4 separate regions of the Homo sapiens genome follow, and all the other regions are linked to region 4. The links are chromatin contacts, found by Hi-C or POLR2A ChIA-PET in ENCODE. All regions are on one chromosome and are shown on one strand. Each heading gives the region's core, a stretch centred on a gene start or an enhancer-like site at or near the end of the contact. The rest is flanking DNA. Distances are from core to core; before and after follow the strand shown. Region 1 overlaps NCOR2 (nuclear receptor corepressor 2). Region 2 overlaps NCOR2 (nuclear receptor corepressor 2). Region 3 overlaps NCOR2 (nuclear receptor corepressor 2). Region 4 holds the start of SCARB1 (scavenger receptor class B member 1).

Region 1 (4,675 bases), core at 2,126-4,625, 380 kb before region 4:
TGGGAGGGGCCAAGTGGAGGTCATTGAATCATGGTGGCGGTTTCCCCCGTCCTGTTCTCATGATGGTGAGTGAGTTCTCATGAGATCTGATGGTTTATAAGGGGCTTTCCCCACTTTTGCTCAGCACTTCTTGCTGCTGCCATGTGAAGAAGGACGTGTTTGCTTCCCCTTCCACCACGACTGTGAGTTTCCTGAGGCCTCTCCAGCCATGCAGAACTGTGAGTCAACTAAACCTTTTTCTATTATAAATTACCCTGTCTCGGGTATGTCTTTATTAGCGGTGTAAGAACAGACTAACACAGGGAGTGACTGATTAATGAGTATGGGGGTCTCCTTTTGGGGTGATGAGAATGATCTAGAACTAGACAGGTGACAGCTGCACAACATTGTAAATGTCCTACAAGCCAACGAGCTCTTCACTTTAATGTGGTTACTTTTTTGTGAACCGACCCTCAACTGAAAAAGAAGAGGCAAACCCGGATTGCCAAGAGCGCTTCCCCTGGTGCTGGGTTTCCCAGGACGGGGGCTGAGGGAGCCTGGCGGTCAGGCCTGCAGGTGCACTCCTGATGACTGTCCACCTTCCCACTCACCCAAAGCTGCAGGGAACAAAACAACAAACTAATACACCCCGCACAAGTTGCCAGGGGGCAGTGGGTACCTCTTACTCATCAGATGCCCCTGGTGTAAAACTTCAAGCTAGCGTGAAAGAGAAAAGTTTATTATGCAAAACTGAAGACAGAGAGGCAGAAAAGCCCCTGGGCTCCCCTGTGCCAGCTCCAGGAAAAAGCAGGGCCCAGCTTCACGCACTCCCAATACACCCCCTACTCCGGCCACAATGACAGGTTCTAGGACAGGCATGGGCCCACTCATGGTGAGGAGGAAAAGCAGTTTGGGGCTAGAAATGCGGAGAGGAGGAGGAAGAGTTCTCTCTTTTTGCTGGCCTTGAACCTGGAGGAAGGCCTGGAGTCACCGGCTTCCTTCCTGCTAACACACCAAGACCCTGTGAAAGATGGCAGAGCCAAGGGATGAAAAGGGACAGGGTCCTGAGGACATCGTGTCACCTAGATCAAGCTGTTACCTGAAGCTAACCAATGCTGGACTTCAGTTATGTGAGCCAGAATTCATGTTTATATTTGATAGGGGCTGTCTGTCCCCCTTAGGGATTTTCAGAGATAGTGCTATTTGTGACAATTCTAAAGTCCCCAAAACAAAGTTCGGTGAATTCCCAAGGAAGTCTCTGATGCCACAAAACTCCGGAGGCTGAAGAGCAGAGAAGCATCAGAAAACAGGAACACGGTGGGGCAGAGGGGGCACACACAGAAAAATCCCATCAAATTCCTGCCTCAGGCGCCCAGCTGAATTCCACACAGCAGATGCAGAAAACCTCTCAACTCGCTCTCCCAGGCATCTTCCCTTGCTCAGACTTTCCAAATCTCTTCACGGCCTGGAGCAATTACTGCGGCCAGGCTGGTCAGGCCCCAGCACCAAGCTCATCACACCTCCACCTTGTGGTCCAAGCAGAGAGGAGAGAGAGACAGACACAGAGACGAAGACAGACAGACAGATCGAGAAACAGAAATGGACATAGATGAAGACAGAAACAGAGACAGAAAGACAGAGACGTGGTGACAGACACACACAAACAGAAAGAGATAGAGATAGAGGGACACAAAGAGAAAGAGATGGAGAGGCAGAGACACAGACAGAGACAGACACAGAGACTAAGAGAGATCCCAGAGGGCGCACCACAGGCAGAGGCATTCCTGACAAGAAGAGGGAAAGCCAGGCAGGCAGAAAGAACCACAGAGCAACGGTAAGGGACGGAGACCCTCTAGAACCCACAGAGCAACGGTAAGGGATGGAGACCCTCCAGAACCCACAGGCCAGAGCGCACGGACGTGCTGGAGAGGCGGGCAGGCAGCAACTCACCCCTCGGGCCTGCTCTCTGCGCAGAGACAAAACGCGCACCTGGGGGACAACTGCCCACTCAGGGGTTGGTCACCCTCCAAGGCTGGGCCCTGAGCTGCCTGCGCACAAACACATGCACACACACGTGCACATGCACACACACGCACACACAAACACACGCACACATGCATATACACACATGCACACTCACGCACATGCACGGACACATGCACACACGTGCGCACACAAACACACATACACACGTGCAACACATGCACACTCACGCACACACACAAACACGCATGGACACACGCACGCACACACAGGTACATGCACGCACACAGGCACATGTGTGCACACACGCATACACACACACACACAAACACGCAGGGACACACACAGGCACATGCGCGCATACACACGCACATGCGCGCACACGCACACACACACCCGCACCCACACACAAACGCGCACACACACGCACGCGCGCGCGCATGCACACACACACCCTGGCCTGCTATCCATCCAGGCCCCACTTCAGGGGAGTTGTTCAAATGGAAACATCTCTCCCAGGAGGCTGAGCTAAAATTCTCTCCTGCCTTCTGTAACAACAAAACAAAACAAAAGAGGAGAAAGCAGATTCCAGTGCTAATGGGGGATGCCAGGCAGAGGGAGGAGGGCACCCCACCAGGGAGACCAGAGGGGAGACCCACAGCAGCAGGTCAACCTGGAGGCAGGCATGGGGTGCACTCCCAGCTGCCTGGGCCTGAATCCCGTTCCCCCACGTCCAGCTCGCTCAGCCTGGGGCCGTCTACAAAAGGGGGTCACAGACCCAGCCTCCTTGGGCTGGGAAGAGATCAGGGAATGACACTGGCTGGGCATGACTTGGCACGTGGCAGGCAGTCGGCGCTCACTTAATGGCACCCGCCATCACTGCAGCATTCTTACCACTGCGTGAATGCCTCCTGCGTGCCAGCCTCCTGATAAAGGAGGTGCCTCACCCTAGGGGTCAACCATTCAATCCAATCCGGCCGCACTGGGCAGAAAAGGGGACCCTGTAGGCCTGAGTGGCCACTTCCCTCCCCGGGGCTGTCTCCCAGTCCCCACCGCCCACCCCTACTCCCGCTGCAGGAGGAGGATGGCCTTTGCCCTGAGGCTGCTAAGGAGCTTAGGGTGCCCCAGGGCTGTGCAGGGAGGGGCCCGTGTCACAGCTGGCCGGGCACCAGGCTACAACAAGGATTAGGATGCCACCTGGCCACAGCCCCACCCTGGCCTGGGCAGTCAGACACAGCTGGGTGGCTGAGTGACCCTGGGGGACTGAAGCCTCTGGGGACACTGCCTGCGATTCCCCCACCAGCCCTGCCATCGGCATCCTCTGTGGAAGCTGGAGAGAGAACAAGCCTCCAGCCTGGTATGTCCTGAGCTTTACTGAAACCACAGCAAACTCCCACAGCAGCAAACCACAGGTGCTTAATCTGTGCACATCCTCACCACCGCCACCGTCTAGGTTCCACTTTCTGTTTCAAAGAGGAGTGAAATCAAAGGGCTGTGGAGGGCACTGGAGGCGTGGCAGGCCCCAGGCTGGACACACACGTGGGAGGTGTCGTTCTCCAGCCAAGAAATGGCCACGGGCCAAGCACCCCCAGGCGCCCTTGTCCGGCTGTGAGTTGTGAGTTCCTGCAAGGGCTGACTGGGCTCACAGGACCCTGGACTCCAGGCGAGTGGGGGAAGGAGGGGGAGCGGATGGGGGTAGGGGGTGGGGGAGCAAGGGAATGGGGGAGGTGAGTGGATGGGGGAGGGGCAAGGCCACTGGTGGGAGATGATGGCAGGCAGAACCCATGGGTGAGGGGCGGCTGGGAGGTGAGGGGGAGGGGCAGGTAATGAAGGCAAGGACAGATGGCCGCAGGCAGATGGGCTGGGTGGCGCTGGGTGGTGGCTGGGAGTGGCTCTGTGGTAGGGAGGTTGCCCCAGGGGATGAGCAGGGAGAGATGGCAGGAGCTGAGGAAGCAGGGGGTGAAGGGGAGTGAGCAGGACAGGGGGGCTGTTTGGGTGGAAAGAAAGAGAGGGAGGAAGAAGGAGGGAGGAAGGTGTAGAAGGAGAGAAGGAAGGGGAGGAAGGGCAGGAAGGATGTGCTGGAAGGGTTGGGCGTCGGGGCAGGGATGCTGGCTGGGGTACCCGAGGGGGCAGTGCCCGAGAGGAACTGGCATCGACACCAGTCCCAAGCCCAGACCCAAGTGCAGGCGGCCCAAGCCCCAGGCCACAGAGACCCCCTTCAAGGCCGGCAGGGCCCCTGTGGCTGAATCTCACACCCCAGGAGGACGTGGTGGGGCTGCAGCCTCAGCCATGAGTGGCCTCGAGAGTCCCCACAGGGCTAGCCACAGGTCTCCCCTGCCATGCAGGCCCTGGAGGGCAGCCAGGGCTGGAAGGAGCGAGGAAAGAGGAATGTGCCTGGGGGAGGGCGCTCCTGCGGAGGGCACAGCCGGTGCAAAGGTCCCCAGGTGGGAATGTGCCTGGCGTGTTTGAGGAACTCCAGGGTGGCCTGGGAGGCTGTACGTGAGCGGTTGAGAGGGCTGCTGCAGGGAGATGAGGTCAGGGAGGTGACGGGGCTGGATCACGCCGGACCTGCAGCCCATGGCAAGGATTTTGGCTTTTTCCTGCTTGAGACAGGAGCCATGGATGGTTTGGAGCACAGGGGGGAACACACAGGGGGATGCAGTCGTCTGCCTTTATAAGAGCCCTCTGGCTGCTGCTTGGAAGATAAACTGAA
Region 2 (5,371 bases), core at 806-3,305, 410 kb before region 4:
AGCCCCAGCGCTGGAGGAAGGAGTCTGCTCCCCTCTCTGCCTGAGTCTCTGTGTGTGTGTGTGTATGTCTTTCTGTCTGTCTGTCTCCCTCTCTTCCTGTCCCTCTCCCTCTCACACACCCATGCACACAGCAGGAGCCTCCCAGGGTGGCCATGGGTGACTATGGTGGGAAGATCAGGTACAGAGTGTGAGTGATCAGATGGAACAGGGAAGGATGGAGACGTGGAGTCCTGCAGCCTCAGGGCAGGGCTGCAGCGACAGAAGGGACACACAAGTCTCTTCCCTGGGGATAGAGCTGAACACACCTCCTGATGACGCCGGCAGAGTGGGCCACCCAGACCCCCGCCCACCCATCCCCAGGGAAGGGCCTCTGCAGCTCTACAGAGCCTCACAGACAGTCTCGGCTGGTGACAATGTCGCCTTTCCCCCTGTAGCCCCAGATCCCCTCCTAGAGAATTCACCACTGGGCTCGGGCAATTCCAGGCTCCTGCTCAGCTACTCTCCTGGGGACAGAGATGTCATCCTGCAGCTGCCATGGGCCATTTCTCCCCGTGCCGGGTCAGGCTCCCCTCCCAAGGTTCTCAGCCCTGAACAGAGGGCAGTTTCCCCACCCTGACCCTGGAAGTTTGAACAAGAGGGAGAAGTGGGCAGAGGAACAAGAGAGCCCACGGTCAGACTCACTGCAGAACTTCCCAGTGGAGGGAAGGGGTGCAGTGCAGCATCCCTGCAGAGGGTGCGAATCCTCGTCTCAGGAATGGCAAGGGGCCCTGTGAAGATGCCCATGCTGTAACCCGGGCAACCACACTGGCTCCTTTATGTTCCCCACATGCCAATCAAATGCAGGCCAGGTGCAAGCGGACATCACTTAAAGGTTCGGGTTTTGGAAACAGATAGGCCCCAATTTAAATGGTGCCTCCTCCCTCACTAGCTGTGAGCTTGGACAAGTGCCCTCAACACTCCAGCCTCGGTTTCCTCATCTGGAATATGGGTGTAGGTCAAAGAGGACCTACTTCACGGAAATTTTGGATAGCCCAGAAAATTTCAGACTTGGTGAAATTTGGTGTTTGTCTTGTTTTGGTTTTAAAGATAGCAAACAGCCGAAGGGGGCCAGAAAGGGGCTGGAAGCCCACAGCACGCAGCCCTGGGAGGGCGAGGTGGGCAGAGGGGACAGTGCTTCTGCGGCACAGGGCGGGTGCAGAAATGCAGGACCGGCTCCCGGGGGCAGCAAGAGCCCGGTCAGCCTCCAACCCACCAAAGCCACAGGGGAGGAAGGCCACTTCCACTTGGTGGCCTCCTCCCCTGCCCTGTAGATAGGGACACAGCCCCTGCTTCTCAAGGCGGCCATCGGTGAGGGGCCCACAAGGCGAAGGCCCCGAAGGACTGAGGATACTGTGGGGTGCTGCGGCCTCTAAACAGGAACTGCCCCCCTGGGAGGCACTCACCAGCCACTCCCCGAGGCCCCTGAACCCCAGGAGCCCAGGGGAGGCTCTGGGCCCAGAGCTGCCTGGAATGCCGTGCACCGCCATGGCAACAGGCTGAGGACAGCCATCTTGGAAAGCCCAGAAGGGAGTGGGGGGAGGGAGGGACAGTGACATGTCCTGGCAGGTGCATTGCTGAGGGGACGCAGGGCCCGAGGGGACTCCCCAACATCCCCCTCATCCTCTGCAGAGAGGGCTGCACAAAGGCCTGGCGGCTCCCAGCCCAGGCTAGCCGGGGTCCCCACATGGGGCCATGAGGCACCTCCACAGCCACACAGGCTGGGGGGCATGGCTGGCCCCTGTCCCTCACCCCCAGGCCTTATCCTCCCGGGAGAAATGACCCCTGGGGGGACTCACGCCAGTGAGGGAATCGAGGCCTAGATGCGTGTGGAGCCTGGGGTGGTAGGGGCGGCACCCAGGAGGCCCCAAGGTCCAGCTCTCTCTTGCTCAGCCTCCGTCTCCTCTAAAATCAGAGGCACAGCCACTCAGAGGGCAGAAAGAGGGCAAAGGGGAGCAGGTGCCAGACGCAGGGCGCAGGCAGAGATGAGGCATGGTGGTGACTAAGAAAGCCAGCAGGGGCCAGGGAGGAGGCGGCCCCCCTCGGGCTTTGAGCCAGCCAGCAGGGCCACCAGGAAGAGCCAGAGTCCCAGGCGGCCTGAGCTGGCAATAAATGAAGTGACAGCCCCAGCCCTCAACCCGCTGGTGACACCAGCTTCTTAAAATAACGCCTTGGAACAGGAAGGAAGCAATGACTCAAAGCGGCAGAGAGGTCGGGGCTGCTGGGCACGCCCTCCACCACTGCGCCCGCTCCCAGCCTGGTCCAGTCCCCACAGCTGGGCTGGAGGGGCCGTGCCCCACCATCTCAGTGCCCCCGACCCCTGGTTAGCACCTCTGGTGCTATTTTCATCCTTTCCAATGCAAATTCCTCCAGGAAGGCCACAGGGATCCGTCCCTGCCGAGGGGAGGGGCGTTGGAACTGCAGCTTCTGATGGAAGACACCCTGGGAACTGGACTCTGTGACCCACAGCACCTCAGGCCGTCCCTGGCCCGGGCTTCTGGCACCCAGTTGGTAGACAGGACCCTGCAGAGGGTGCACCATGCAGCTGCCTCTGCTTGGAGGATGCCTGTGGCCACTCGGGCCTGGCAGATCTGTGCAGAACTGGCCGGCCGCTCTCCCAGGGGCTCAGCACACCTCCACGCCTCATCTCTTGCTGTGTGGCCCGGCACAAGGCACTCCTCTCACTGAGCCTCATCCAGAAAATGGGACGGCAACAGCTCTGTGAGGCGTCCTCCCTGTCCCCACTGACTGGCACCAAGCCAGGGGCCTTCAAGAGTCCAAACACTAGATCTTAGCCTCCTGTGCCATCAGCCTTGTGGAAGCCTCTGCTCTGAGATCCCCAAGTGGAAGACAACCCCGTCCCCTTGTCTCCAAAGAACCAGAGAAGACTCACTGTGGGGTCCCTGGTTCCAAAGCTTCTGACACCAGCAGCTGCCCACCCCCATCTGCCCACAGACTCCCACGGACAGGGGCTTCCTCGCCTGTGTTCCTCGGGCCCTAAGACACAGGCCCTTTCCCCCAGGAGGCCCCCGGGGACCAATCAGGAAACGGGAGCGGGAGGACCCGGAAATCTGGAAATGCTTGGGAACTTCATCCAACCCTGCCATCCCTATTTGGCAGAAAAGGAGAAACCGAGGCAAGAGGCAGCTTACTGGTGGAGATGTAAAATGGTACGGCCACTTTTCGGCCACTTTGGAAAACAGTTGGGCAGTTCCTCAAGGGGCTAAACAGGGTTAACAGAGGATCTAGCAATTCCACGCCTAGGTACACACCCAGGAGAAATGAAGACGTACGTTCACATGGAAACGGCACACTAATGTTCACAGCAACTTTATTCACAATACCCCAAATATGCAAACAATCTCACGTCCACCGACTGATGAGTGGGTAAACAACACGTGACCTACCCCTACAGTGAAATATGATTCAGCCACAAAAAGGAACGAAGGACCGACCCACGCTCGACACGGATGAACCTCGAAAACATGATGCTGAGTGAGAGAAACCAGACACAAAGGACCACATATTGCAAGATTCCATTTATAGGAAATGTCCAGAATAGGCAAATCCATAGAGACAGAAGGGTTTCTTTTTGAGATGATGGAATGTTCTAAAATTGACCGTGGTGACAGTTGCACACATCTGTGAATACACTAAAACCCACTGAACTGGACACTTTGAGTGAATGGCATGCGTGTGAATTGTACCTCAATAAAGCTGTTTACAAAACAAAAAAACAAGCAAGCAGCAGCTGCTGCTGCTGAAAACTTCCCCAGATATCACTTCCACTGAGAGAAGCACGACCCTAGGCCAGAGCTCACCACCCAGATCGCCCAGGCCCGAGGATGTGCCTGGAGGGGGCAGAGCCCTGAAGGGGTGGGGGAGCCCAGCGAGGTTCCTGAGTCCAGCCAGGTGGGCAGCTGGGCCCTGCTTCTGAGCTGGAGGAGCCCTTGCCATCTCCTCCCTGCTTCTGCCTTCTGAGTGGGCCTGGGAGCCCGGGGCTTGTAGTTCCTGAGTGGCCTCAAAAGACGGACCCCGGGCTTTGGGGAGCTCTCACTGCAAAACTGAGCAGCCTGCAGAAACTTCAGGGGGAGCAGCTCATCACCAAATTGTTCACAACTACTGAGCGCTTCGTAGGGACCAGGAGCTGCACTAGGTGAGCCTTTAACAGGCAGCACTGCCTTTAACCCTGGGAAGACCCTGGAAGGAGGCCCTAGAGCCTCCGCCTGTCCCAGATGAGAGAGCACTGTGGTACTGGGAGGTCAGCCCCTTTCCTAAGGCCACTTGGCAAACATGCAGTGGAGCTGAGTTTAGATTGAGGCTCTGAAGGTGTCAGACTTCTGTTTCGTTTTTTTATGAGGCAGGGTCTCACTCTACTGCCCAGGCTGGAGTGCAGTGGTGTGATCATAGCTCACCGCAGCCTTGAACTCCAGGGCTCAAGCGATCCTCCTGCCTCAGCCTCCCAAGTAGCTGGGACGAAAGGCGTGCATCACCACACCTGGTGAATTTTTTAATTTTTTGCAGAGACAAGGTCTTGCTATCTTGCCCAGGCTGATCTCAAATTCCTGGCTTCATGCAATCCTCCTGCCTTGGCCTCCCATAGCACTGGGATTACAGGTATGAGCCACTACACATGGCGAAGGCATAAGCCTTTATCTGCACCCTGGGCGCACTCACACGCACACCCTAGCCCACCATGCACACAGAGACTCTCCCTCATCCGGCACACATGTGGGTAGCATATACCTTCAGTGCCCACCACGGCCATCCATGCTGACCAGCTCAGTGGGCACAGATGGCTGTGGGGCAGGCAGGGGCTGCGGCCCATTCTCTGGGGGCTAGGGCTTCTGCATCCACCCATCCTCAGCCCAGGGACTCCAGGAGGCCTGGGGCCTGCTTTCCAGCTCTGCTGCTGACATGGCATCTTTCCGCAGCAAAAGGACACTAGTGACAGCCATCATCGCCATCATCGCCATCATCATCATCATCATCATCATAGCTAATGCCCAGCACTTACTGTTTACAAGGCAGGCGCGGCACCCGATGTTGGAAAAATATTAACACAGCTCCTCCTCACTGTAATCCAGTGGAATAGGTGCTGTTAGGATTCCCATTTTACAGATGAGGAAACTGAAGCACAGGGAGGGTAACAGACCCGCTCAGGGTCACACCGCCATGAAGCGGTGCACCTGGGAGTGGACCGAGATTGTGTGACCCAGAGAACCGGCTCTCCGCGCTCAGCTGGAGCAAGCGCACCGGCCTACGGATGTGTGACTCTCCTCACAGCCCGAGCGGCCGGGCTTCACGGTATGCACAGGAGTGCGCAGGTGGCCCC
Region 3 (5,421 bases), core at 191-2,690, 470 kb before region 4:
GTCAATAAATAAGGAGGTAGCTAGGAGCCTGGCTGGGGGCTGGGGACCCTAATTAACTCCGATCATGGGGGCAGTGGGAGTGGGTTGAGGGCAGAGGAGAGGGGATGGAGGTGGGGGTGGGGGTCACCCAGCCCTTCCTGAAAACATACGGCTCCCAAAGGAGCTGGGCAGAGTCATCCAGGCGCCTGGCCAGAGCTCGCTAGCAGTCTTGGCCAGCCCTTCTGCTCTCCGGCCTCAGTTTCCTTAACTGCCGTGTGAGGAGCCAGAGTGGGTGTCCCATTAGTGCCGGCCAGGGCTGCGGGGTAGGGGCAGGCTGGCACTGGCTTCCTCTGGTTCCTGTTCTGGGAAGCCCAGGCAGAGGCTGCCAGGCACGGAGAGAAAGACTTTCTACCCTACCGTGCCTTGGAGACCACCCCGCCAGACCCAGCTTGAAGCCCCCGTCCACTTGGAGAGACCCCCTGTGCACACAGCATCACAGACCTTCCCAGGCACAGATCCAGGTCCCACCCCTGCTTCCAGGAGAGCTTCAGCCCAGCAGGGAGAGAGAGGAGAGGGCATGGGGGAAAGGATGGGCTGGGACCCCCATCCACTCCAGGGGCCCAGAACTCCGACTCCCCAGCTGCCCAGCCTCAAATCCCAGATGGCCACGTTGCGGTCCCTGTCCCTGCACCCGCAGTCCCCCATCCCCTCCCCAGGACCACTCACTCACATCCTCTCATTCGCGTCTCCCCCTCGGCCAAGTTTTCCGGAAACATAGGGCTGGGAAGATGCCCCAGGGAGCGGGCCGAAGTGGGCCGGCAGGCTGGGCGGCCGCGGTCGGCTCTGCGAGGCTGCTGGTTGGCGTCTGCTGGCGGCTCAGCTCAGCCTCACATCCTTCTCCGTCCCACGGTGAGGGAGGGAGGGAGGGAGGGAGGGAGGGAGCGAGGGAGGGAGGGACGCGGCGGGCGGAGGCTGGCTCGAGAGGGGCGGGCGGGAGGCAGCTCCTCACAAGTCCGCCTGCCTGTGGTGGCCCGGGGCTCCTCCAGCGGCCGCTGCCACCTCTGACGCCGTCCCCAAGCCGCTGTGGGCGCGCGAGGTGCCCTTCCCCGAGGGTGGTGGGTGGCGGGAAGTTGTCAGTGGTGCGTGTGGGATGCCCCTGGGCCAGGTATCACCGGGGCGCAGCGTGCCGAGCTCCTCCAGCACCAATGTGCCCAGTGCGGACGCTCAGCGAGCAATGCCGGCCAGAGCCCACAGACCCCCGGGCCGGGCAAAATCCAAGGACCCAGGCCCAGCAGGGCAGCCGTGTCCCCCGCAGCCGGGCTCAGCTCTGATCTTCTTGCTGCCTGACCCAGCGAGACGCGGCAGGACTGAATGTGACCTCCAGACGGAGGCTCGCGGCGGGCGGGCAGGCGGGCGGGGGAGCGTGGCAGAGGCCCAGGTTCACAAGGGGCGGGCCAACTTGGCACTGGCTCCCCCTCCCTCTCTCCCCATCCGCGGCGGTGGCGGCGTCAGCAGTGGTAAGAACAGATGAGGGTTCCAGAAAAACAGAGCTTCTCCACCCCCGGCAGACAGGGAGCAAACAGCTTCTTCCGCCATCATCCCCCGCCGCCCGTCCCCCCACCCTCCGTGTCAGTTCCACCTGAGCTCTGCCCCCTGCCTGGCCTGATGCTGCCGAGGCTGACCGAGCCCTCTGTCGGGGACTGTGGGTGGGCAGGGCTAGCCTCGCATTCCGGAGGGATCCCGGGATTTGAGGAGCCTTTGCAGGGTGCACATGAGACCGCCAACCATTTAGGGGAGGGGGAAGGGTTTGGGGATTTGGGGTCCCCAAAGAGCCCTCTGCTGCTGGGGGGGTCTCGGGACCACAGCTGCCCCTTTCGTCCTCCTCCGAGAGCCCCTGCAGCCGTGAAGGAACACTGTGGGAAATGCCGGGGAGCCACCCAGAAGGTTGAAAGTTAACTGAGCTGAACTTTGGATCCTAGATTCAGGTCACGACCGACTTCCCTGACTCTGGGATCATTAACCTGCTTTTCCCTTTAACTCCCAGCCCTTCCATCCTGCCCCCTAAAAATCTGGGGAGCAGAAGGCGTCTCTGGAATGTCCCTGCACCCCCAGCCCTCGTCCTGGGGCACGATGCCAGGGGAGGGCAACAAACCTCAACCACATCAGGGATCTGGGCCTCTCCACCTGAGTCCTGCCCTCTGCCCTCTGCAGGGGAGGTCTCAGTGCACTTTTAAGGATGCCAACCCCGTGAAATCACTCCTCTGCTTAAAATCTTCCAGTGACCACATGAAGCTCTTGGAATAAAATCCAAAGGCCCTAGCACGGCCCAGGTGACCCTTAGGAGCCAGCTCCATGAACCCGCCCAGCCTCTCTCTGGGTCACTCGTGTGTGCCCCAGGGCCTTTGCACCAGCTGCTCCTGCTGCCTCCACGGGTTTTCTCACAGATGTGCCTTGTCTTCCCTCTGGTCTTGGCTCAAGTGATGGCTCCTCAGAGAAGCCTTCCTTGCCCGCCCCTCCAAAGTGACCCCCCCCCGTCGCCCTGCCATCCCAGGGTTTGATCATCTTCATAGCTTTCACCGCCTCTGAAATTAGCTCCCTCGTCCCACTGCTCATCGGCAGGTGTCCGGGGCCTGCTGAGCACCCTGGGCATCTCTGCCACCCGTCTGGGTCCCTGGTAAGGAGCTTGCAAAGGAAGAGGGGGCTGTGCGTTTAGCTCTGCAGGGGGCCCCGAACCCTCCCAAAAGAGGCTGGGGTATCCCCCTTGACATCCAGGCACACGCCCCCAACACTCTGTGCCAGGGCGGAGATGGCAGATTCTGCCACCATGCCCTGTGGTCTGGATTCCCCGACCCCACTTCTAATTTCTAAGGAAGGAGTTTCGTTCTGAAGAGTCAGGAGGCAGGAACTAGGAAGTGAAATTGACCAAGACAGGAAGTCCAGCCAGGAGGTCTGAGTCACAGACGCCGAGTGGAGAGCCAGGCGCAGGGGCCCGGCGGCCACGGGAGTGGGTGCTTGGGGCCCCGCTGGGCTAATCCTCCTCTGGGCACCCATGGGGCAGCGTCCCACATGCCATCCGCGGGCCCATGACGAGCTGTTCTTGTGGGGGCCAGGACTCAGCCTCCTCGGCTCAGGTGCTCTGGCCCTCAGGGAGGCCTGTGCTGCCGCTCAGATGCCTCCAAGCTGCTTTTCTCCAAGGGTCTGCAAACCTGCATCCACAGCTAGGACTCCGAGGGGACCACACCACCGCCCACCTGCATCTGGGGATGTTGCAGCTGTTTTCTCTGGAAGTCAGCCCCCAACCCTGGAAACACACTCGCTCTCCCCACCCCAGCCAGTCACCTCCAGCCTTGACGTTTCCCACCCCTTCCATGAAGACTCACAGGCTGCCTGCCAGAGGGGTGCATCGACCACCGCCCCCCACCTGCCATTTTCCCCGAGAAACTCAGCATGCTCTGCCTAAAACCCTATCAAAGTTGGGAGGAAAAGAACCCAGCCGTCTTGGGCCTGAGTCATGCCACTTCCTCATTTCAGAAACCCCAAGCCCTGGCGGGGGGGGGGTTCCACAGGGACGGTGCCTCCGCATTGACACCCTTGACAGGCCGGGCACTCCTGCGTGTCTTGTCAGGACTTCCCGAACTCCTGCCATCCTGAAATCCTATCAGGATGTTGGCTGGATAACATCACACCTGGACTTGCACCTCCCCACTCTTTTCTCTCCATCTACTCTTTCAAAAATCAGCCTCGCTATCTGCCTTAGCCTCCGCATCAGCAATTATACCCGTAAATCATAGGTACGATGTGAAAAAGCTACGTCTTCTCCCAGCTCTCAAAAAAACCCAGACTCATTAAGATGAAATAAAGTCACCTGCATACGACCTGGCGCTGTCTCGCCTACCATTTCCGGAAGTGCCACGTTACACCTTTCAATGTCACGTTTTCCTACAGAGCAGAGCAAAGTTGGAAGCCAGCCTGGGGGGTCAGACAGACCACCCCATGCCCTGTGTCCACCGCAGTGGGCTGGGTGAGCACTGGCTCTCCCTCTGGCCTTGGTCTTCTCCTGTGCAAAGCAGAAGTCGTGTGTATGCGTGCGTGTGTACACACGCGTGTGGAGGGCCTGCCTTGTTCGTGAGCACCAGCCACGCCACGTGACGACAGGCATCATTACTACCGCATCGACCGCCAGGTGCTCCTTCCCTGAGTCAGGAGCCATGTGGATGCGGATTCATGGGTCTCCCCTAGGAGGGAAGGGGGGCTTGTTGATGCCTGATTTCATCTTCAAGGGTGCTGACAGGAGCAAGAGTGTGGTCCAGACCCTGCCCCTGTGTCTGGCTGTACCCCAAGTTCCTGCAGAAACCCCAATTTTTTCCTCCCTCCAAACCATCACAACAGACTGTTTCTCACATATCCGGCCGGGAGGCCAACCAGCCCCAGACATGCACCCTCCCTAGTGGTCTCTCTCCAGACCACACGTGGTGACAGTCTCCTTGGACGCGAGCCCCGAGGCACCGCACCGTCCCTGCCTGGTATACCACCCCTCCTGAGTCACACAGCTCGAGTGTCGCCTCCTGCTGGGCCCTGACGGACAGCTGCACCAGGAAGTAGCCGGGCAGACCCAAACCCAGGAGCAGCAGCACTGCCTACCGGCCCGCCCACCCCACTGTAAGCTCTGGCAGCTTTGTGCGGCAGAGCACACAGGCGCTCCTCTTTTGGGGGGCCCATGGTGGGCACAGCCCAAGGCTTTCCCAGTGGACATGTAGTGGAGGAGGTCCTGCTCTCCAGGCTCCAGGCTGGGGGCTCACCCCTCCCCTTCCCATGCCTTAGACGCTTCATCTATAAAAGCCCGTCAGGCCAGCCCATGTGCACAGCAATGGGTGGTTCCTGCCTCGCTCCTGTGAGAAGTGGCAAGGCCACTAGACAAGGCAGCTGGAGTCCTGGGGGAGGCCTCTGGGGTCTGCCCGGGCTTACTGGGAGCCACCAGGGCCTGGTCTTGCACATCCTCCCACTGTTGGCCGCTCCCTGGAGATTGGGAAGGACTGGCAGCCCGGAGGCGGGCCAGAGCCAACTCCCGGTCTAGAATGGTGTGACAATGGTGTGACCGGGAGCCTCCCAACCCCCTCCACAGCAGGTTCTCTGCCCGCCAGAGAAGAGGGCTGGGGCCTGGAGGAGCTGCCAGCAGAGCCTCGGGCCTCTCGCACAGCTGGGTCAGGCTTCCAAGCCAGGCCAGGCTGACCTTTCCCAGGGGAACCGAGTCCCTCATCCCAGCCCTGCTCCTGCCCTGCCCCTCCTTCCCCACTTGGCGCTGGGCCCGAGGGCAGGCGGCCAGCTCCCCGGAGCTGCCCGGTTCCTGGGGAAGCTGCCTCCTGAACATTCTCGGTCCTCAGGCAGCACAAGCCCCAGGGCAGGCAGCCACAGCCGCATGCACACAAGAAGGGAGGTTGCTCA
Region 4 (5,343 bases), core at 2,844-5,343:
ACCAGCCTGGGTAACATAGTGAGACCTTGTCTCTACGAAAATAAAAATAAAAATGGAAAGAAAATATAGAATATTGTTTGGTGGGTTTTTTTTAAACATAAATAGCACCAGAGCTTTTTTCAATTAGTAATGTGTTTTTATGGCCTACCCATGCTGAGACATATTTCTAAGTTCCTTCATTTTTTTTTTTTTTTTTTTGAGATGGAGTCTCACTCTATTACGCAGGCTGGAGGGCAGTGGCGTGATCTCAGTTCACTGCAACCTCAGCCTTCCAGGTTCAAGCTATTCTCCTGCTTCAGCGTCCCGAATAGCTGGGATTACAGGCGTGCACCACCATGTCCAGCTAGTTTTTGTATTTTTTAGTAGAGACAGGGTTTAGCCATGTTGGCCAGGCTGGTCTCAAACTCCTGACCTCAGGTGATCCGGTGAATAATGAAGACATGGTTCAGATCCCTGGGGGCACACATCCAAGTTCTGTGAAAAGGACATAGACATGAAATGTGGACAAGAAGCCATTCTTAAGAAATTCAGTCTAAAGAAGCAGGCCAAAGGGAAAAAGATGTCAACTAGTGTGACAATATCCACATCTTCACCCCAGCTCATCATTGAAGACAGCAGCCTCGGAAGATGAGCATCCCTTTTTTGCAGCCCAGCTGCAGTGAGGGGCCTCTCCCCCATGTCCACCAGCTGGGCCTTCCTTGGAGGACCAGAGACACACGGGAACTTGGCTACCAAAAAATGGTAATGATAAATCAGTAATTACCAGTGATGGCAGAGATAGGGGAAGTAGCACAGTCCCATACCTTGTGGGTGGATGCAGCAACAGAGCTGTGCAGAAGGGCAATTTGGCCGTAATCATCAAAACTCAAACTGAGCACACCTGCTCCCAAGGCCCCACTTCTAGAAATCCACCCTATGGAAATGTTCATGAACCACACGAAGAGGGATGTGTCGGGATATCGCTGTCATTTGTGACAGAGAAAATGATCAGTCAATGGAGAAACAGGTAAACAAGTCTATAACCATTCAAAGGAATACCAGCAGTGATGAAGGAAAACGCGGGGTAGACTTATTGCTGAGACATGGAAAATTTTTCAGCTGGTATCTTTGAATTGAAAAACAAATTGCAAGATAATTATACATGTTCAAGTTCACCTACACTTAGTTCAAGTTATGTAAAATATATATTAATATGTATACATACAGGCTCCTGGTACACAGAAAAGGGTCTAGAAAGATCCACATCAATGATGGTGATAATAGCTCAGGAGGGGAATAAAATGGGGGAAACTTTCTCTCTTTTCCTCCATTTGAACTTTTTTTTACGAGCAAGTATTCATATATTTTATATAAAGTCGTCCCTCAATGTCAGAGGGGAATTGGTTTCAGGACCCCCATAGATACCAAGATCTGCAGATGCTCAAGTCCCCGACATAAAATGCTGTGGTATTTGCATATCACCTATGCGCATCCTCCCGTATTCTTTAAATCATCTCTAGGTTACTTATAATACCTAATACGATGTAAATGCTATGTCAATAGTTGTTATACAGTATTGTTTTTATGTCTTTTTTTAGTTGTATTGTTATTTTGGGGGGATTTTTTCTGAAAACTTTTCATCTGCAGTTGATTGAATCCACGGATGCAGAACCTGCAGACACAGAGGGCCAACTGTAGGGACTTCTGTTGTTAACCAAAAAGCACATTAAAAAAAAAAAATAAAAGCACAAGGCCTCCCATTCAAGTTGCACACAGACTCATGTAGCCAAAGAAAACACCAGCGGGCAGTCCCTGCTTATGCGTGTGTCTCACCCGCCTGGTCCCCTGAACACAGGCTCTCTTCTTCCATGCTAAGGCACTTGGCCGCTGCTCCAGCCTGGGCGGTTCCAGAAGTGGCCGTCTTGGGCTGGGCGTGTCTTCCTGCCTTCACACCACTCGGCCCCAAACCAATCGCCTTTGGGATATCCACAGAAGGATGCTGGGAGGCTCCTGTTCAACTTTAAGCCAGATGCTCCTAGCTCCAGGACAATTGAGGACAATGTGGTTTTCCTCTTTAGAAGCCCAGGAGAGGAGTGGGGAAATTTGGTGGTGCATGCATGTGTGGTGCACACACACACACACACATCCTACTGACATACTTAACCTGATGACATCCTGAGAAAGAAAACACCTTGAAATAAGCCCCCGAATAACTGAGTTGGCAAGACTCTTTACCTGGCATAAGTCCCCACACTCCCATAGCAAGAGACCAGGTGCTCACTCACAGCACAGGGTCACATGCTTGAACTGCCTGAGTGATAGCCCCTCTAGGGACCCTGCATACACACAGTGGGGTCCTGGCACTGCAGCAGCCACAAGGCTGTCACTGACACACACGTTTCAGTATGAGTAGGCCACAGAAAAATAAAGCTCCCTCAGTGTAACAGAGAAAGCCTCTGAGCTGTCATGGGGGAGAAGAGGCCATTCTGCTGATTTTCCTGCCATCCCCAGAGACAGTGTCACCATCCACCGGGACCTCTTTGCAGTCAGATTACAGGCTTTGGCGGGACAAGATTTGAAAAATCAAAAATAGACACAACGTGGCTAAGATGCCCTAGACAACTGCTCACCCAGAGACCTTGAGAGAGACCATATGTTGCTCCATCTTTAAGGCCAGCTAGCTGGGTCCCAAGAAGTGTGGCAGCCAGATCTAAGCAGATCCTTCATTCATTCACTCATTCATTCGCTCTGTGAATGAGGGAACAGACATGAAATGTGGACAAGGAACCATTCTTAAGAAACCCAGTCCAAAGAGGCAGGCCAAGGGGAAAAGACGTCCATTAGAGTGACAATGTCCACATCTTCACCCCAGCTCTGCATCTGGCTAGAACTTTGATAAGAGTGAGCCCCAGTTTCCCCTCCCCGCCACTGCATGTGTGGGTTCCCAGGGCTTCAAAACTCTAAATGGCTTTTAGTTCAAATGTGATACTCTGCAATCTCCCAGCCCTTCCCTAACTCCAGGCTCATTCAAACAGGCCACCCAGGCACCCAGGGCAGAGTCTGTCCGTCTGCAGACCAGCTGACCGCCTAATCTGTCTCCCTGGTTGAAAGGGCAATGGTATGCAAAGTTAGGATCAGAGGAAAGACCTAAGGCTGCGTGCACTCAGAGGACCTTGGGCTGCTGCCTGCCTCTGCATGAATCTGGGGAGAAAAGCGGCTTATAGTTTCCAGACTGAATCATGGAGGCAGTGAGCAGGGAGAACAGAGTCGCGCATTCTGCCTCTGGGAGAGGGTTCCTATGGGGAGATTCTGGGCAGTGGAGGATGCTCAGCTGAGCACCTACCATGTGAGCTGGGCACCCACGTGGGTCTCACAGAAGGTTCCTGTCCTCCTGGGCTCACAGGATACAAGCAAAGTGCAGCTCTAATTTTACCGGACCCTGCTACCGGCTGCTGTGAAAGCAGACGTTCACACACTCTTGGGCTCCTTCGGGCGGCACCACGGAAGCAACCTGTCCACACTCCTGATCCGTCGTGGGCGCCCAGACCCTTTAGGGCGGGTCAGGCGCCCGGGTGGTCTCCCGTCCAGGCCTCCCCAACCCTGGCCTGCGCCTCCAGCAAAGCCCCTGGGTTCCCCCCTAGCCTCAGTCTGGGGCGGTGAGGGTGGTGGGGAGGCGGGCAGCAGCCCCTCCCGAAGCGCCTGGCCTCCCTCGTGCTCTGCGGCGCCAGGCCCGGGCGCCGATTCCGCTGCGGTCGCCCACCCACCGCAACGCGCGGGTCCTCCCGGCGCCCAGCGCCCAACAGCCCGGGTCCGTGCGCGGACCCCCTGGGGTCTCCCTCACCCACCTTAAGGACCTGCTGCTTGATGAGCGACGGCACCATCACGATCATGACAGCGCCCAGCACAGCGCACAGTAGCCCCGCGACGCCCAGCGCCCCGGCAGCCCAGCGCGCTTTGGCGGAGCAGCCCATGTCTGCGCGCCTGGGGCCCACCCGCGGCTCGCAGGGCTCCGCGCCTGGCAGGAGACGGGGACGGCGACAGAGACGACACAGGCGGGGACTCCGGGCACGCAGGCCGCAGAGGCACGGTGGATCCGGGACGGCAGCGCACGCAGGAGCAGCCCGGCAGGTGGCCAGTGGTTTTATGCCCCATCGCCGGCGCCGCCGGACCGCCCCCGGGCAGCCTTGGGCTTCAGGATTCCGGCGGCAGGGGCGGGGCCTGAGCGGGCCCGGGGCGGGGTCGGGGCGGGGACGGGGCGGGGCGCTGATCGGACGGGCAGGGGGCGGGGCCATGGCCGCCAAGACAAGCCCCGCCATGCTGCCGCTGCCCCCACGGCCTCGCTTCCGTTTTGGGGCGGGAGCTGAGGAGGCCTCGTGGCCGCTGAGCCAAAACGTCTATGGGGCCTGGTGCCCCTCACCCTCTTGCTCCCTTCCCCTTTCTCCTACCCCTTCCCCCACCTATGTCTCCCCTCCTCCCAGCTCTCCCCTCTGAGCCCCTCACCCTTCCTTTTCCCTCCTCCTCCCTCTCCTCCTCTATCGGGACCATCATCATGGTTGGTCACTGTGAGTAGGACTTCGCCAGCCCACCCAGGAACCCCAGAGCCCTTACAACGGTCCACATGCCCCGCCACCACCTTCTAGACCCTCATCTCCGCAGTCCATCTCCAGCCTCACTGTCCCTGGAAGAAGCCCCGCAGGCTCCAGCCCCAGGGCCTCCATACACCCTGCACAGGCAATTCTGTTCTCCCAGGTATCCGCCTGGCCCTATCCTTCGTAACGCTGGTGCCACCATCACCCTATGACTGAGCACCCCCTGGCAGGTTCACGTTCATTTGCGTCCTTGCATTCTGACCATGTGCTCCAACTGGGATGCCAACCCGTGAGGCGGGCCCCCCCCCCCACGCGTCCTGAGCTCTAGAACGTGGCCTGGCAGGGAATGCCTGCTCACAGTAAATATTCTAGAATGAATGACTGAGGAGCCTTCTAGGTGCTGGCCCCTGTCCTGAGTGCTTTGCACACAATGGCTCCATTTTACAATAAGAAAACTGGGAGGTGGCTCACGCCTGTAATCCCAGCACTTTGGGAGGCCGAGGCGGGTGGACTTCATGGATCACCTGAGGTCGGGAGTTGGAGACCAGCCTGACCAACATGGCGAAACCCCGTCTCTACTAACAATACAAAATTAGCCAGGCGTAGTGGCGCATGCCTGTAATCTCAGCTACTCGGGAGGCTGAGGCAGGAGAATCGCTTGAACCCGGGAGGCGGAGGTTGTGGCGAGCCGAGATAGCGCCATTGCACTCCAGCCTGGGCAACAAGAGCGAAACTCCATCTCAAAAAAAAAAAAAAAGAAAAGAAAAAGAAAAAG

Evidence for each region. A loop is a pair of places that touch in the nucleus more often than their neighbours do. ChIA-PET counts read pairs that join two places held with the same protein, here RNA polymerase II (POLR2A). Pooled maps may share reads with other maps.
Region 1: a pooled map shows a loop between it and region 4 (3-fold over the local background). The contact joins the enhancer-like site here to the promoter of SCARB1 in region 4. A Hi-C loop is called at or near these places in 1 of 37 single-sample maps with no recorded cell type and 2 of 50 pooled maps. POLR2A ChIA-PET finds 5 or more read pairs at or near these places in 2 of 52 experiments (GM12878 and activated CD4-positive, alpha-beta T cell).
Region 2: a loop to region 4 is called in a pooled map, with 16 times the contacts of the local background. The contact joins the enhancer-like site here to the promoter of SCARB1 in region 4. A Hi-C loop is called at or near these places in 5 of 37 single-sample maps with no recorded cell type and 9 of 50 pooled maps. POLR2A ChIA-PET finds 5 or more read pairs at or near these places in 1 of 52 experiments (activated B cell).
Region 3: a loop to region 4 is called in a map of B cell, with 6 times the contacts of the local background. The contact joins the enhancer-like site here to the promoter of SCARB1 in region 4. A Hi-C loop is called at or near these places in 1 of 168 maps with a recorded cell type or tissue (B cell) and 6 of 50 pooled maps. POLR2A ChIA-PET finds 5 or more read pairs at or near these places in 1 of 52 experiments (naive thymus-derived CD4-positive, alpha-beta T cell).

The regions. Positions count from the first base shown.
Region 1 is chr12:124,477,181-124,481,855 of GRCh38, forward strand. The region is part of intron 5 of NCOR2 (nuclear receptor corepressor 2); the gene reads right to left. Among named protein-coding and RNA genes, the nearest start is that of NCOR2, 88 kb to the right of the region's middle. RefSeq lists enhancers at 1,672-2,181, 2,691-3,200, 3,201-3,708. Within about 2 kb of position 3,376, at least 16 of the 41 ENCODE cell types and tissues checked have a DNase peak (open chromatin) inside an H3K27ac peak, as active enhancers do; they include GM12878, where a contact is called at or near this core.
Region 2 is chr12:124,451,501-124,456,871 of GRCh38, forward strand. The region is part of intron 8 of NCOR2 (nuclear receptor corepressor 2); the gene reads right to left. Among named protein-coding and RNA genes, the nearest start is that of NCOR2, 110 kb to the right of the region's middle. RefSeq lists enhancers at 1,462-2,300, 1,700-1,759 and a silencer at 5,367-5,371. Within about 2 kb of position 2,056, at least 35 of the 41 ENCODE cell types and tissues checked have a DNase peak (open chromatin) inside an H3K27ac peak, as active enhancers do.
Region 3 is chr12:124,387,976-124,393,396 of GRCh38, forward strand. All of the region lies in intron 18 of NCOR2 (nuclear receptor corepressor 2), which reads right to left. Among named protein-coding and RNA genes, the nearest start is that of MIR6880, 53 kb to the left of the region's middle. RefSeq lists a silencer at 1,312-1,381 and enhancers at 2,831-3,010, 3,978-4,667. Within about 2 kb of position 1,441, at least 37 of the 41 ENCODE cell types and tissues checked have a DNase peak (open chromatin) inside an H3K27ac peak, as active enhancers do; they include B cell, where a contact is called at or near this core.
Region 4 is chr12:124,859,771-124,865,113 of GRCh38, forward strand. SCARB1 (scavenger receptor class B member 1) reads right to left here and starts at 4,094. Exons shown (of 13, transcript NM_005505.5): 1 at 3,825-4,094. The coding sequence starts at 3,950. LOC105370050 (a long non-coding RNA gene) reads left to right here and starts at 4,292. Exons shown (of 3, transcript XR_945488.3): 1 at 4,292-5,343. RefSeq lists enhancers at 1,922-2,448, 4,542-4,741 and silencers at 2,272-2,401, 3,632-4,311.